Regions from separate parts of the Homo sapiens genome. Here regions 1, 3 and 4 are each linked to region 2. Evidence: chromatin contacts called from ENCODE Hi-C or POLR2A ChIA-PET data. All regions are on one chromosome and are shown on one strand. The core of a region is the stretch at or near the end of the contact, and the rest is flanking DNA. Distances in the headings are between cores, read along the strand shown. Region 1 has its middle 88 kb from the start of WSPAR. Region 2 overlaps HSPA4 (heat shock protein family A (Hsp70) member 4). Region 3 holds the start of IRF1 (interferon regulatory factor 1). Region 4 has its middle 29 kb from the start of WSPAR.

The links. Hi-C counts contacts between places; a loop is a spot of excess contacts on that map. ChIA-PET counts read pairs that join two places held with the same protein, here RNA polymerase II (POLR2A). Pooled maps may share reads with other maps.
Region 1: a loop to region 2 is called in a pooled map, with 6 times the contacts of the local background. The contact joins two enhancer-like sites. A Hi-C loop is called at or near these places in 3 of 37 single-sample maps with no recorded cell type and 3 of 50 pooled maps. POLR2A ChIA-PET finds 5 or more read pairs at or near these places in 3 of 52 experiments (WTC11, activated B cell and activated T-cell).
Region 3: a loop to region 2 is called in a pooled map, with 2.9 times the contacts of the local background. The contact joins the promoter of IRF1 here to the enhancer-like site in region 2. A Hi-C loop is called at or near these places in 3 of 37 single-sample maps with no recorded cell type and 2 of 50 pooled maps.
Region 4: a loop to region 2 is called in a map with no recorded cell type, with 3 times the contacts of the local background. The contact joins two enhancer-like sites. A Hi-C loop is called at or near these places in 7 of 168 maps with a recorded cell type or tissue (CD4-positive, alpha-beta T cell, Right ventricle myocardium inferior, aorta and 4 more), 2 of 37 single-sample maps with no recorded cell type and 3 of 50 pooled maps.

What each region holds. Positions count from the first base shown.
Region 1 is chr5:133,824,086-133,827,371 of GRCh38, reverse strand. It overlaps a transcript of FSTL4 not described here. Among named protein-coding and RNA genes, the nearest start is that of WSPAR, 88 kb to the left of the region's middle. RefSeq lists an enhancer at 2,503-2,552. Within about 2 kb of position 1,616, at least 6 of the 41 ENCODE cell types and tissues checked have a DNase peak (open chromatin) inside an H3K27ac peak, as active enhancers do.
Region 2 is chr5:133,104,139-133,107,568 of GRCh38, reverse strand. HSPA4 (heat shock protein family A (Hsp70) member 4) reads right to left here. Exons shown (of 19, transcript NM_002154.4): 19 at 1,120-3,336. The coding sequence ends at 3,133. Among named protein-coding and RNA genes, the nearest start is that of HSPA4, 54 kb to the right of the region's middle. Within about 2 kb of position 1,633, at least 4 of the 41 ENCODE cell types and tissues checked have a DNase peak (open chromatin) inside an H3K27ac peak, as active enhancers do.
Region 3 is chr5:132,488,781-132,492,323 of GRCh38, reverse strand. IRF1 (interferon regulatory factor 1) reads left to right here and starts at 1,551. Exons shown (of 10, transcript NM_002198.3): 1 at 1,551-1,779; 2 at 2,841-2,932. The coding sequence starts at 2,846. RefSeq lists enhancers at 300-349, 390-599, 91-736, 870-1,009, 2,031-2,678 and silencers at 1,150-1,599, 1,860-2,139, 2,670-2,719.
Region 4 is chr5:133,883,105-133,886,337 of GRCh38, reverse strand. No RefSeq gene overlaps it. Among named protein-coding and RNA genes, the nearest start is that of WSPAR, 29 kb to the left of the region's middle. RefSeq lists a silencer at 1,174-1,374 and enhancers at 1,719-2,218, 2,219-2,720. Within about 2 kb of position 1,582, at least 2 of the 41 ENCODE cell types and tissues checked have a DNase peak (open chromatin) inside an H3K27ac peak, as active enhancers do.

The sequences.
Region 1 (3,286 bases), core at 367-2,866, 720 kb before region 2:
CACCCTGACTTTGTTCAGTTGATCGCCCCGCTGCTGTCAGGAAGGCCTGTCCTTGAACATGGTTGAACGATTCATTACCTGTCAGAGGCAGCCAGGTGTGTCTGTGCTGGGGGCTCACTTAGTTGGCTTAGTAATTAAAAGCAAACAAAGCCTGGATGGAGACCTATTGGTGCTGCTGGGGGCGCTGAGGCAGAAACAAGCAGGCAGGCAGCCAGGTCCCAGAGCCGAGGATGATGCGGTATCATAAGAGGTGACAGAGTGCTGCTTCCCTGGAGTGGGGAAAGCAAATGGCTCCTCTGCAGGCCGTCTTTACGGACCCACAAAGTTCCTGCTCCCATCTGGGCCTGGGGCGGGACTGTCACTGGGCGTGCCATTGGGCCTTCTGTGGTGAGAGGGGAGGAGGGCAAGGCCTGTTCTCAGATCCCTGCCCTGCTGGGCCCTGTTATTGGAATCACACTGGGTGCTGGTGACATCCTAAGAAAAGACAGAATTTTAGTTATTAAGTCAGTGGCAGTGGTGGGATTCAAACCCAGTGCTTCCTGACTCTAAAAGCCAGACTCTTGTTTTATTCCCTTAGGTTGGGGTATAGACTAGGTTGAATAGGTGGTCCCCCAAAAGATGTATCTACGTCCCTGAGCCCAGTGTGTGTGACTTTATTTGGAAAAACAGTTTTGCAGGTGAAATTAAATTAAGGATCTTGAGATGGGGTGATACTCCTGGATTACCTAGGTGGGCCCTGCATCCAAGTGTCCTTGTAGGAGAAAGGCCAACGGGGGATTTGAGACACAGAGAAGACACACGAAGAGGAGGCAGTGTGGCCACAGAGGCAGAGGTTGGAGTGATGCGGCCACAAGTCAAGGAATGCTGATGGCCACCAGAAGCTGAAAGAGGCAAAGGCAGCTTCTCCCTTAGGGTCCCTGGAGGGAGTCTGGTGTGGCAGGATTCTGGGCTTCTGGGCTTCAGAACTGTGGGAGAATCATTTCTGTCGTTATAAGCCACCCAGTTTGTGGTCCTTTGTTATGGCAGCCACAGGAAACTAACATGGGTGGCTCAGCACAAGTCAAAGGCTGGGATTTTCAGTCCCTTTGCAATCACTGTGGCATCTTTTTAGATATCAGAGGCAGTCCTGTCAGGCTGAGCATGGAGCCATGTGGCGCCATCTGAATCCATCTCTCCAGGCCTCTGGTGACATCGCAAGCTGCCCTAGTCTCAGTGTCCCTCTCATGTAGCCTGGAGTCCCCAGCCATGGAGCGCAGTGGAAGCTGACCTGATGCTGCATGTACTTTTGTGAATTGATTTTGCTCAGCTCAGAAGTTGCCTGCTTCTCACCTGGAGGCAGTGGCAGGAAGTTGGTGGTGTTTGGGGCCTTTTGCCCTGAAGTGGCACACCCCTTCTGCAGCCTCACCGGCAGGCGACCTCAAGGAAGGTTATAAATAGCAGCCGGGGATGGGTTCTGAGTGCCTTGAGGTGGAAACACAATACTTGATGACAGCTGAGCACAGGGGGAGACAGCTCGATGCTGGGGGCCATTGCTTCTCCGCAGCTCTGACGGTAATCAGAGCAGGCAGATGTCACCGACAGCTGGAGCTAATGGGCTGTCAGACAGGGCCGGACCAACCTGGGACATCCTCCGTGCTCCCTGGCACAAGTCCAGTCCAGACCGAGGGCACTCAAGCATGGGACGCCAGGGGAACGGCTTTGATGCCTACTGGTGAGGGCCATGCCCCTCCCTGCCTGGTGAAGCCTTGTTAGGAGTTGGTGGCTCTCCTGCACCCACCCCCGCGGATAGTTTTATTTTTCATCAGTGGGAAATGGTCATTTGAATTACTGATGAGAGATTAAAACTAAGCTAATTCAGTTCAATTTCTTCAATAGACAAAACTATTGATAATTAACCTAGAAGCAAAGGTCAATGCAGTGGTAAATGGCTGCAGAGGCAGAGGAATTGCAATGAGGAGCTATTAGTTTGTGCTAAGGTGGAAATTATACAAGAACCATCTTGAGAAACACTTTGAAATGAGTTCAAGATTCCAGACCAAAGTTTGGTGCCCACCTGAAAGACCTGCATCTCAGCCTGGGGACTTTTGAGCATAGGATTGGCAGGGCTTGTTTCTTGACTATGAAGTCCTGAAAAAGGAGTGAGCTGTGGTTTCTGGGGGGTGTGTCCTTCAAGGTGGCGTGGGAGTAGGGAGACCTGAGGCCTGGTTTTAACTGGTTTTGACTCCTGAGTCTCTGTGTGAGTGCAGCGAGGCACTGAGTCCCTGAGTGACCTCAGTGTCTCTGTGAAGTGAGGAGGTGGAGCCAGGCCACTGAGCCTCTTCATCTCTGCCACCACGGACTCTTGCCCTGTGGTTGTAATGAATGATTCCAGGGACACCAGGAAAAGGTGGGCAGGAAGCTGTGGTGCCCTCTCTATTTTTACACACAGCCACCCTCTGAAGGGGATTCACGCTGTGATTTATTAACTTGTCTGTCTGTGGAGTTGGGTGTCTTGGTGGGAGTCCTGGACTCAGGTACCATTTAGCAACCTTGAGAGTTCAAAGGGCTCAGCCATTGGACATGGTATGTGGTGGTTTCCCGGTGCATGCCTGGCTCCACCTCTCCCCTGCTCAAGGATGCCTGCGTGCTTTGGGCAGGAAAAGCCAAACTTGGTTGCTTTGGCAACAGGGGTCTTGGTGAGAAGCTGGTACACAAGCAGGTGCTTCCAGTGTGCCAGAGAAAGGCACAGGGCCTTCTTCGCCCCGAGTCTTCTTACTTCTCTGATGGAGCTGAGTCATGCATCACCTCTTGTTTAATGGTGGTGAAATATACTCAGGTACTCTGATACTGTGAAATATACATTTGGTCTTCATCTCCCTTTCCTGGCAAGAGATCCTGAAGCCCTGGAATCTCTAGAGGGATATGAGTGTCTTTTGTCTGCTTCTGAGATGGCTGGTGGCCCCTAAATAGCCTCAGGATGGGGGCACATGCCTTGTTCTGTGGATCTCTTTCACCTGGATTAAACTGGTAAATGTAAGTAAAGCGTTTCCCTGAGTTCTGTGAGCTGCTATAGCAGATTAATCGAACCCAAGGAGGGGGCTGTGGGAACCCTCATTTATAGTGGGTCCATCAGAAGCATAGGTGGCAACCCACTATTTATGATTGGCATCTGGAGTGGGAGCAGTCCTGTGGGATCTGATGCTCTCTCCAGGTAGACAGTGTCAGAACTGAATTGAAGAAGAGGACACCCAGCTGGTGTCTGCTAGAGAATCACCTACAGAATTGCGTGGTGTGTGAGAAAACCCTC
Region 2 (3,430 bases), core at 384-2,883:
GTTTTCAGCTGGAACCATGCTTACATCTTCCCTCTTCCTGCAGGTACCAAAACCAGCAATTTTCCCCTTCATTTGGCTGTCCCCTCAAAGGTGGACTAAGTCCCACTACCTCCAACAACCCCCAGGCCCCCTGTGCCCCTGCAAAGCAGCTCCCACTGCCCCACAACAGAACCCTGATCTCTCAGGCCCCCACCTTTTAAGGAGACAGGGTATCACTTTATCACCCAGGCTGGAGTTGCAATAGCACAATCTCAGTTCACTGCAGCTTTGACCACCTGGGCTCAAGTGATCCTCCTGCCTCAGCCCCCCAAGTATCTGGAATCACAGGTGCACACCACCACACCCAGCTATCTCAGCTCTTTCTACCACATCTAACAATTCCCCTACAGAAACCACTTACATGCTCAGGAGGAAACCAAACCTACTAGACACACGTTTCTCAGACACGTGGCTACAATAGGCCCTGGGTAGGCCCTGGCAGGTAAGCTGCTCCTACAGCCAGAGGACTAGGACTGTGCAAGGGGCATGACCCAGGGAACAAGACCCCTGACCCCTCCTCGTCTAGACCCATGCCTTATCCAGTTAAGGTCTTTTTCACTGGCTTAGTGCCCTTTAAACACCCATCACCACCACATACATACACCAACACACATTCCACGCAGCCACACCACACATCCAGTGGCGCCAACTATTCTAGCACACTCTGGACCGCGCTGTTCTTTGGCCAGGTGTAAGTCCTAGCACTTACCTTTATGCCATAACCCCCGCCTTCTGCTAACAAAACCCTCAAAGTAAGGCCCAGTCACAGGAGCAAGACAAGGATTCCTAACACCAAAGGAACTGGGCCAAGACTCAACTGGAGAGTTTGAGTACAGAAAAATTAGGCAACATTTTCTCACAAAGTAGGCAGTGTGCTTCAGCTGTCACTCTTCAGACTGGAAGTCTTCAACGGATGTTAAGTGAAATTTAGCTCAGAGGGTTCCTACTCCTAGAGAACATTTTTATTGAAAACACACCCCCCGCCCCCACCCCACACACACATACACACAGACACACACACATACACACACACCCCCACACACACACCCAGCAGCCTTCATTATGGAATTAAGGAAACCATTCAAGTTTAAGACAGGTTTATTTTATTAGTTTTTCCTAAACTTGTCTCATGTTTACTGAATGATTTTCTTAGTGTAAGAACGTGACCTGGAGCTTTAACAAATCAGTTTGGATAACGCAACCTGGATAAATGCTTGTCTGTACACAAGCCATCAATTACCACTCTCTGTCCTGGCCTCCATGAAAATCCAATTGGTCTTAAAGCCTGTCTAAGCAGAGAGCAAGCAGACCACATCATCGTGTTTCAACTTGAAATTCACCCCCATCCCAGCACCCACACCCTTCCCCACACACACACACACACACACCAAAAAAAAAAAAAAAAAAAAAAAAAAAAAAAAAAAAAATTTTTTTTTTTTTAAGAAGAAATGGCCATTACGGTCTGGGCCAGTTGTAAAGGGTTGGCTTAATCCTGCAGCCAGCACTTTTAAAATAGCTACTGGCTTCACAGCAGGCCAGCTGGAACTCTTGAAGCATGACAGGTAGAGAACAGAGGATGTGCTAAGAACCTGGCCTTGTTGTGGTGCCTCGAGGCCTCCATGCATGCTTACACACCAACATAAGTATACTTTCCCCTTCCTCCTCCTAAGCAATTGTTCTCCATTGCACTTTAGAGCCTGTAACACTCAAACTTTTCAATGTTATCTAGAGATGGACAAACGCTTAATTCTAACTATGCAAGATAGCATCTTATTTCTAACAACATAGGCCAAAAGTAACAGAGAGGCACTCTGTTATACAGAATATCAATTTTTACAAAGATTCAAAACATTACCAACAAGCCCTGTAACAGTTTCTTAAAGCAGGTACCAACTCTGGCCTCAAACACAGGCTTCCCTTGGAGTTTCCAAAATGCCTCACTCCTGTCAACACTGCCCCAAAAAGCAGTCAGAGGAATGCTTTGGTATACCTGACATTGGCCACACAGTTAAGAATGAGGTGTTGTTATAACATCAGGCACCACACTTCTTTAACACTAATTTCAGACTCATCCAGTACAATCCAGTGTATCTTAGTTTTTTTTGCATCATCTGTCAGCTGCTTAACACGTACAAATTGGCAGGTTCATGACAGATATTAACACTTAACACACAAGTGATTGTGAATGAGCTAAAAAGAACTTTTAACTCTTGTTCTAGGAGTTCAAGCTATACCTCAAAATTATACAGAACATCTCCCACCTGAATAAACAGGCCAGGATACAAATCTTTACACCAAAATTAACAAGGATTTAATTCCTCAGTTAAATTTACCATGGCTATATCCAACAGTATATCTACCCAATTCTAATCTTCTGAAAATTATTTAGACCTTGATGCTTGGGGTATTCATGAACATACTTTCAGGAAGAGCCTCCAGGTTTAAAGCCCTCAGTTAACAACTTACTCTAGGCAAGGGGGTCTATTTTCCCAAGAGAAGTACATGGCATTTATAATGGGAGCCCTTTTATTGGGAGAGAGGGAAGAGAACACAGGTGAGGGTGAAGGTGAAATATGAAGAAGCTCAGAGCACACCTTTGTTCCTCTGCCGTGTTAATCCATGCCGTGCCATGCTCCAGCCCTCACAAAGAGGGGGACCCCATCCCCACACCAGGCAGGGAGCATTTAAAGCAATCTCCACAACAGATTTTTAAAGCATAATTAGAGCTCCTGCCATGTAAGTCATAATGAAAAGTCTGCTGGATAGCTAGAGCTGTAGCTATAGCTCAACTTTCCAAAACAAACTTATTCTTGTAGACACATGGTTAAACATAAAGGAGTGAAGCATAAGCTCAGTAAGACTAACTGGGCTTCTAAATAGTACCATTATGAAAAAGATACAATGCACTTAATTTCTGTATCTAACTATTTAGAAGTGAAAATGCTCCATACATTACCTATTTCCCCTCCCCGAAAATCCCCTAAAAACTGACTAAGAAATCTTCAGTATTCACTTGCGCTAGTTGATATTTAGAACAAAGTTGACAACTTAAAGCTTTATAATAGTCTGTTTTAATAGAAACAAGTGTTGGAATCAATCAATGTCCATTTCAGGAAGCTTCTTGTCTGAATCCGAAGGCACAGCTGTGTCTGTACCCTGCTCAGCAGCCTGGGGGCCTGGGTTGTCTCCTTGTCCATCCACTGGTCCATTCTGCTCTGCATTTTTTTGTTCCTCTTTTGGAGGTTCCACTTTGGGTTTGGGCTTTGAAATTATAGGGCTACAAGTACTTGTCAGCTCCTGGAATGGGTAAGACAGAAAACTGGTTTCTTATAAAATTAACAAATTTTACAAGCCATGCTAAACCCAAATCCGCCCTCTCCCACCACCCAAT
Region 3 (3,543 bases), core at 302-2,801, 620 kb after region 2:
CCATTCCTGCTGGTATCCTGGGAACCAGGTTTGGCATTGGTCACAGCACTCAGATTGCAATGCGCCAGAATGGGATTAACCCATGCATTTCCTCTACGGGAGGGAGGTAGAGTGACTGGCAAGTCGAATGTTGCATGGGTGTGTCTATTTATAGCCTGCAAAATGGGGTGCTGCCCTGGAGGGAGAGCTGGGGTGAAGGAAATGACACGCCTGGGAGAGTAACTTACTTCTGCAGGAGCTTTAGGGAGATGAAGGAAGAAGCCTCCTGGGCCAGAGTTTTGGATGGAAAATGAACACCCAGTCAAGTCTCTAGGACTATACGTGGGGCGGGGACTAGTTGTGCGCGAGAGTTAAGTAGGGGCCTTACCAAGGAGCATGGGACCTGGGCTCCCCAACCCTTTGGCTAGCCCCATGGCGTTGATCAGCCCTGAGCTAATTCCTCCATGCTGCCCAGAACCTCTCTGGGCCAAGCCCTGGGGACTCAGAGATGACAGCAATGCTTCCATTGCGGAACTCCCATACGCGGGCCACAGGGAGGCTCTGGAGGCGGCCTGAGGCAAGAGTGCTAGGAGGGATCAGAGCTAGCCCACCCCTACCCTCACTCAGCCGTCTGGGCTTCTCTGAACCCCTTCTCCTCCTCTGTTCCCTAAAGCCAGCCAGGGGGAGTCCCAGGGAGGCAGACCGAAAAGGGGTGGGGTGTCATCCTGGTCACTATTAGACCCTGCAACGGCGACCTTGAAAACTACTCAGCGTCTGTTGCCCGAGTGGAGCATAGTGCTTTACAATCTCTTCCCATCACAGCAAACCATCAAGGTAGGGCTACTATTATTTTATGGTTGAAAAACAGAGGTCCTGCGTCCCTTGGGGGCTGTGCCAGCAGCGGCCAAGTTGGGATTTCCCCTGGTCCAGCAGCCCCAGACAGCACACGGGGCAGGGTAGGCTTTCTGCCTTCTTCACTTCCCCAGGGCAGGTGAGTGACCTGGAGGGAGGGGGTCACCCCTAAAAACAGGGGTAGTGCTAGGACTGAAACCCTCCCTTCTTGATATCCCACTGGCAAGCTTGAGGAGCCAGGCTGCCAGTCGGGAGATTCGGCCCAGTGTTCCCACTGGAGAGGGCGGCAAGTGCCCGGGCGATCCCCTCACCTGCGTTCGGGAGATATACCCCCGCCCCCGCCCCGCCAGGAGGGTGAAAAGATGGCCCCAGGAGCCAGCCGGCTGGGACAAGGCGGAGTGAGAGGACAGGCTGGGGCCAGGGGCGCTGGGCTGTCCCGGGCAGCCCTCCTCCGGGCAAGCCGGAGCAGGGGTGGATTGGGAGCGCTCGGGGCGGGCCCGCGGTGGCCCCGGGGCGGTGGCGCCCGGCCGGAGAGGGTGGGGCGGAGCAGCCGCCCTGTACTTCCCCTTCGCCGCTAGCTCTACAACAGCCTGATTTCCCCGAAATGACGGCACGCAGCCGGCCAATGGGCGCCCGCGCGGCTGTCCGGGGGCGGGGCCGGCCAGGGCTGGGGAATCCCGCTAAGTGTTTGGATTGCTCGGTGGCGCCGCTGCCCTGGCAGAGCTCGCCACTCCTTAGTCGAGGCAAGACGTGCGCCCGAGCCCCGCCGAACCGAGGCCACCCGGAGCCGTGCCCAGTCCACGCCGGCCGTGCCCGGCGGCCTTAAGAACCCGGCAACCTCTGCCTTCTTCCCTCTTCCACTCGGAGTCGCGCTCCGCGCGCCCTCACTGCAGCCCCTGCGTCGCCGGGACCCTCGCGCGCGACCGCCGAATCGCTCCTGCAGCAGAGGTGAGTACGCCTTTGAGGCGCGGGGCACCGGCGGCGTCGAATAAAAGGCGCGCGGGGCACCAGGAAGTGGGGGGTCGAAAGCTCCAGGCTGGAGACTCGCCGGCGCGCGGCGTTGCCCGGGCCTCCGCGCGGGCTCCGGGGGGCGCCGGAGGAGCTGCGAGCCGCGGGCCGCGGCGCGGGGAGGGCGGGACGCGGCGTGGACCGCCCACCCGGACGAGGCTGCCGGCGCCCGGCAGCTTTCGCAGATCTGCGTGCGCGCAGCCGCCAGGGGCCTGTAGGTGGCCCGCTATGTTCGTCCCGCGCATCCACACGCCGTGCCGGGGACCGAGTGTCAGCCCACGCGTGGGCGCCCAGTGCTCCCGGCTTTCGGCGGTCCCAGCTCCGCGCCCAGGCGACAGGTTTTGGGCTCCCTGTGCTGGTGGCAAGGGCTGGCTTACTGCCCAGGTGGCTGGAGGGAATCGTGACCTACGGAGACTGCGGGAAGAGGCGCCACAGGTGTTCCTTGGGCCACTTCTCCAGAGGAGGGGAAACCGGGCCGGAAGGGTTAGCGTCCTGGTCTTAGCGTTGTGGGCGCTGTGGCTGTCAGGAAGGCGTAGAATGGATTCAGGGGGGCGGGAGGGGGCTGTTCAGGGTGACGGCTAGCCCTTTGCTAGCTAGTGGTTACAACTCAAGTCAAGGGAATTTCTTCTTGGCATCAAGCAAAAGAAGTCCCTCCCTTCCCAAAGGATTTGAATTTTGAGCGAAAAGTTCTGAAATTAGGGTATCTGTGCATTTTGTCTCTTTTCCTGCATATGAATCCTGAAGCCATCACTTGCATGCCTGTCTCCTCCAGAGACTGGCTGGGAGGGGCTGAAGGAAGGGGCAAAAGCATTTTTGCCTAAGATGCTGAAAAAATTTGGAGAGCAGTTTTATTCCAGCGCAGCTCCCCTCCGCACTGAGTGTAGTACCTAGCAGCTGGCTGAGGTGAGGGGAGGGTAACTAAGTGACCTCGGGTGGGGCAGGTCACTGCCCAGGTACTGTTCAACAGATTCCAGACTGGAGCCTCTGTGTTCTCTTTACAGCCAACATGCCCATCACTCGGATGCGCATGAGACCCTGGCTAGAGATGCAGATTAATTCCAACCAAATCCCGGGGCTCATCTGGATTAATAAAGTGAGTGTAACTCTTTGGGTTTTCCTGCCACTGTTTTAACCCATGTACTTCTGGAGGGACCAAAGCTTCAGATGCAGCTCAAAAAGGGAAGTGATAACGGGACAAGCAGGTGTTTCTCCCAGTGGGTCCTGCATGCAGGGAGTGTGCACGGCCCAGCCTGGGCCTCACTTGCATGACTCCTGCCTTCTTCCCTTCTTGAGGTAGGGCACCCACCTGAAGGCACTTCCAGTTTCCAGCAGCAAGACTTTCCAGCATCTGCAGAGCTGGAGTTCTGCTCTCCTCTAAGCGAGACCCTTACAAACATACACAGCACTCTGCAGGGCTCCAATCGAACAAATAGAAGACTGAGAAGTGGATGCTGCTGGGCAGAAACGTGCCTGGCTTAGCAGAGGACAAACGAGTTAATCTTGCACCAGTCACTCTGGCCCAAGAAGCCTATAGCTGGTGCACTTGGGGCAACATAGACCCTATAGACTTAGTAGCAATGATAGTATTCATAATAATAGCTAATGCTTACTGAACACTCCCTGTGTGCCTGGCACCTGCTAAGTATGTTATTTACATTGTGTCATTTAATCCTCGCAGTAGTCCTGTGGGTTAGATCTTACTAA
Region 4 (3,233 bases), core at 333-2,832, 780 kb before region 2:
GAAACAATGGACAATGTAAGTAAAATGTATGGTACAGCAGGAAATCATAAGTGCTAGGAGAGAAGAAGTGGCAGGAAGGGAAGGTGGGGCCTCAGGGTGACTGGCCAGGGAAGGCTTTGTAAAGAAGGGGCCTCTTGAGGAAAGACTTGAAGGCAGAGAGGAAGGAGGCCTTGGAGATATCTCAGGGAAGGGCATTCCAGGCAAGGCACCAGCAGATACAAAGACCCAGGGCTTCGGTGGCTTCCAGGTCCAGCCCGGGAGGAGGCTGGTGTGGCTGGAGTGGGGGAAGTGAGGAAGAGGGTATGAGCTGGGGGCCAGATCCTGGAGGGCCTTGGTAGGTCTTGGTTGAGAGGTTGGCATTGGAGGGTTCCAAACAGAGGGGTGACATGACCTGATTTTCATTTTAGTAGGCCTGCTGTGGCTCCTGTGTGGAGAATACATTGTGGGAAGGCAGAGGCACACAGAGGGAGAGAGACAGTGGTGGTTTGGACCGACCATGGTGGCCGTGAGGGTGAAGTCTGCCTCAAGAGATCACTGGGTCTGACTTCCTCTGTTTTAGATGGGGAAATTGACTGAGGGGGCATAAGGGGAAACCCTTGTCAAGCTCTCCCTAGGGGCTGGTGGCTGGATGGAACCCCAGATCCGGCCTCTGGCCTCGCACACCATTGCCCAAGGCCTTTCCCTTGGGTGGCTTTTCTTCCACACCTGGTCTCGATTGGACCCTCACTTTGGAGGATAGGGGGTGTGGCCCGAAGACCAAGTCCACTCTGTTGCCCTCGCCTCCCCCCAGCTCCTCCTCCTCACAATGAGGCACCCTCCTCCCCCGTCAGCTCCCCCCGCTTTTCCCTCCCTCCTTTCTCTGCCTCCTCTTCTTCATCTTCCTCCTCCTATTTCTCCTCCCCCTTGTCCTGGTTGAAGAAGGAGTTGAGGCCAATTTGAGGGTAGCCTGTTGCTGAAGTCTGGGTGTACGGGGTGGTAATTGGTGTCCACCAGCTGTCTGGGCCCTGTCGTTGGGGGATGAGGAGGAGAGGCCTTGGGTGGCTTTCCTGCCCCAGGTTCTGACTCACAGGGAAGCGGGGGGACATCTGATTTTCTATGGTGGGGAATCCCTGGAACAAGGACTGCCTTGGGGCAAGTCTTCTGCAAGCTGAGGAGGCCATCTTGGAGGAACGCCTGTGACTGTGACCTTCAGAGGGCTCCATTTGTTGGGCTATGTAGTAAGTAATGTCATTAAGATGAATGTGTGTTTTGGTAAAGGGTGTAAATATATGAATAGTGTCCTCTCCAGCCCCATATATCACCCTGTGTTTATTCAGTGCCTGGTGCATAAGCTAGAAGGCACACATTGCTATTTGGGGCTGTGAGTTTTACAGTACATTAAAGGAGTTTACTGAAAACTCTTGGCAAACAGATAAAATACAATTACTCTCATTCCCAAGGCATTGCAGTCAGAATGTTCTGAAAACCTGCAGTGTAATAATTCACAGGAAGCCGTGGCAGGCAGCCTTTGAGGCATCAGAAGCGCTGCTTTTGTAAACTTCAGAGGCAGCCAAGAGTTGTCCCTCGGGAGACCCTCGTCCTGTGTTTTATTAACCTCCCTGTTTCTGGCTGAGGAGCTGCAGGGGGAGTCTAGCCGGCAGGGCTGGCTCCTGCCCTCGTGAGCTTTTCTAGGGTCATGGTGTGGGGGAGGAGGAGATGAGACCTCCTGTGTTCTGTGCATGCCTCCCTGTCCATGTGACCTTCAGCAGCAGGTTCTGCTAGTCAGTCACCTGGCATGATGGGGAATTCTGACTCCCCATGAAGTGTCGTCCAGGACTCTTAGCCCTTCCTGAGAAATGGGTGTTTTTGGTGGGATACGTGGAAGAAGGATAATAGGGATCAGAATAATTCCTGGTACAGAGGTGGAGTTGTCACCCCATGGAGCTGGGGCAAGATCCCACAGGTGCTCTGGCCTGCCCTGCTTCACCCTACTTGCCGGGGAGATGAGCATGCAGACTCTAGGCACCACTGAGCAAGCAGTAACCTGTGTCACAATGGGTGCTAGCGCTGCTGTCCGGAGCCCAGGGAGATCCAGGATGGTCCTGGGGAGGAGAGTTGGTAAACAGTAGATGGCTTAGCTTCTGGGCCTCTTTGCAGTTTGAGGTGGATGACAGTCAGAGAGCCAGAACTTTGAGGGCCTCGGCCCCTTCTCCTGGAGCAGAGGGAGCAGAGGATGGGCTTTCCTTGAGCAAGCCTCCTCCCTGGATGCCAGTCCTGAAGCTGAGGGTGGGCCCACTCCCTACAAGTTGGGCTGGGTCTGCTATGCTGAAGGCCACGGGTAGGCCCAGAGCATTTGTGGGAGGTGAGCAAGGGGTCTCTAGCCAGTGATGCATAGAGTGGGCAGAGGTGGCTGGAGGGCAGGGGCAGCCCAGTCCCTTCGATGAAGGCCTCTGCATCAACCAGCATCTGTGACCAAGTTCTCAGAGCAGAACACATCCTTGTGGGAGAAGCATCTTGAACAAACCAGAGACATTGCAGCAGCCAAACCCAAATCAGTTGCATGAGCTAAAATGCTGGGGGTCTGAGGTGTCAGGTGGGATGAAAGTCTGGAGGGAGAGATTTCTGGACACCACTGTCTACCTGCACTGATAGTTGACTGTGACACGGCACTCACTTGTGTCACAAAAATACAATAATAACGAATATCTGCCCAAAATGGTTGTGCTTGGAATTTACAAAGCATGCACTTCCGGGTGCCAGGATTGCTGGTAAAGGGCCAGAGGGAGTGTGCTCCCTGCGGCTGCCTCAGTGGGGTGGTTCGTGTGCTGTCCCTTAGGGAGGCAGTCCCAGGGCTTTCAGCCGGAGTCTGACTTTGATGTCTCTCAACTTGGTGGCTTGTTTTCTTCTTTTAAAGGCTGTACATGAGGTTTCCAGCTGCAAATGAGCATTGTCTGGTCCTGGTGCTTAGCACACACAGCCTCATAGCTAGGTGTTGTGCTTGGAGTCCAGGCCAGTCAGGGTTCTCCCTTGGTGCGGGGATTGGGAACACTCCAGGTGACCCACATGGACTCCACCTGGACTTTCTTTCAGTCCCAGGCTCATCGGGAAATTGATAGCTTTGGCTGAGATTTAATTGCTTGGATAGAATAATATAAAGTCTCTCAAGGGAGATCCAGAAATTAGACCTGCTTAGCTTCCTGGACTGACCCCTTCTCAGCCACAGCGGCTGTTTGAAAGCACCCTCTTCCACCACC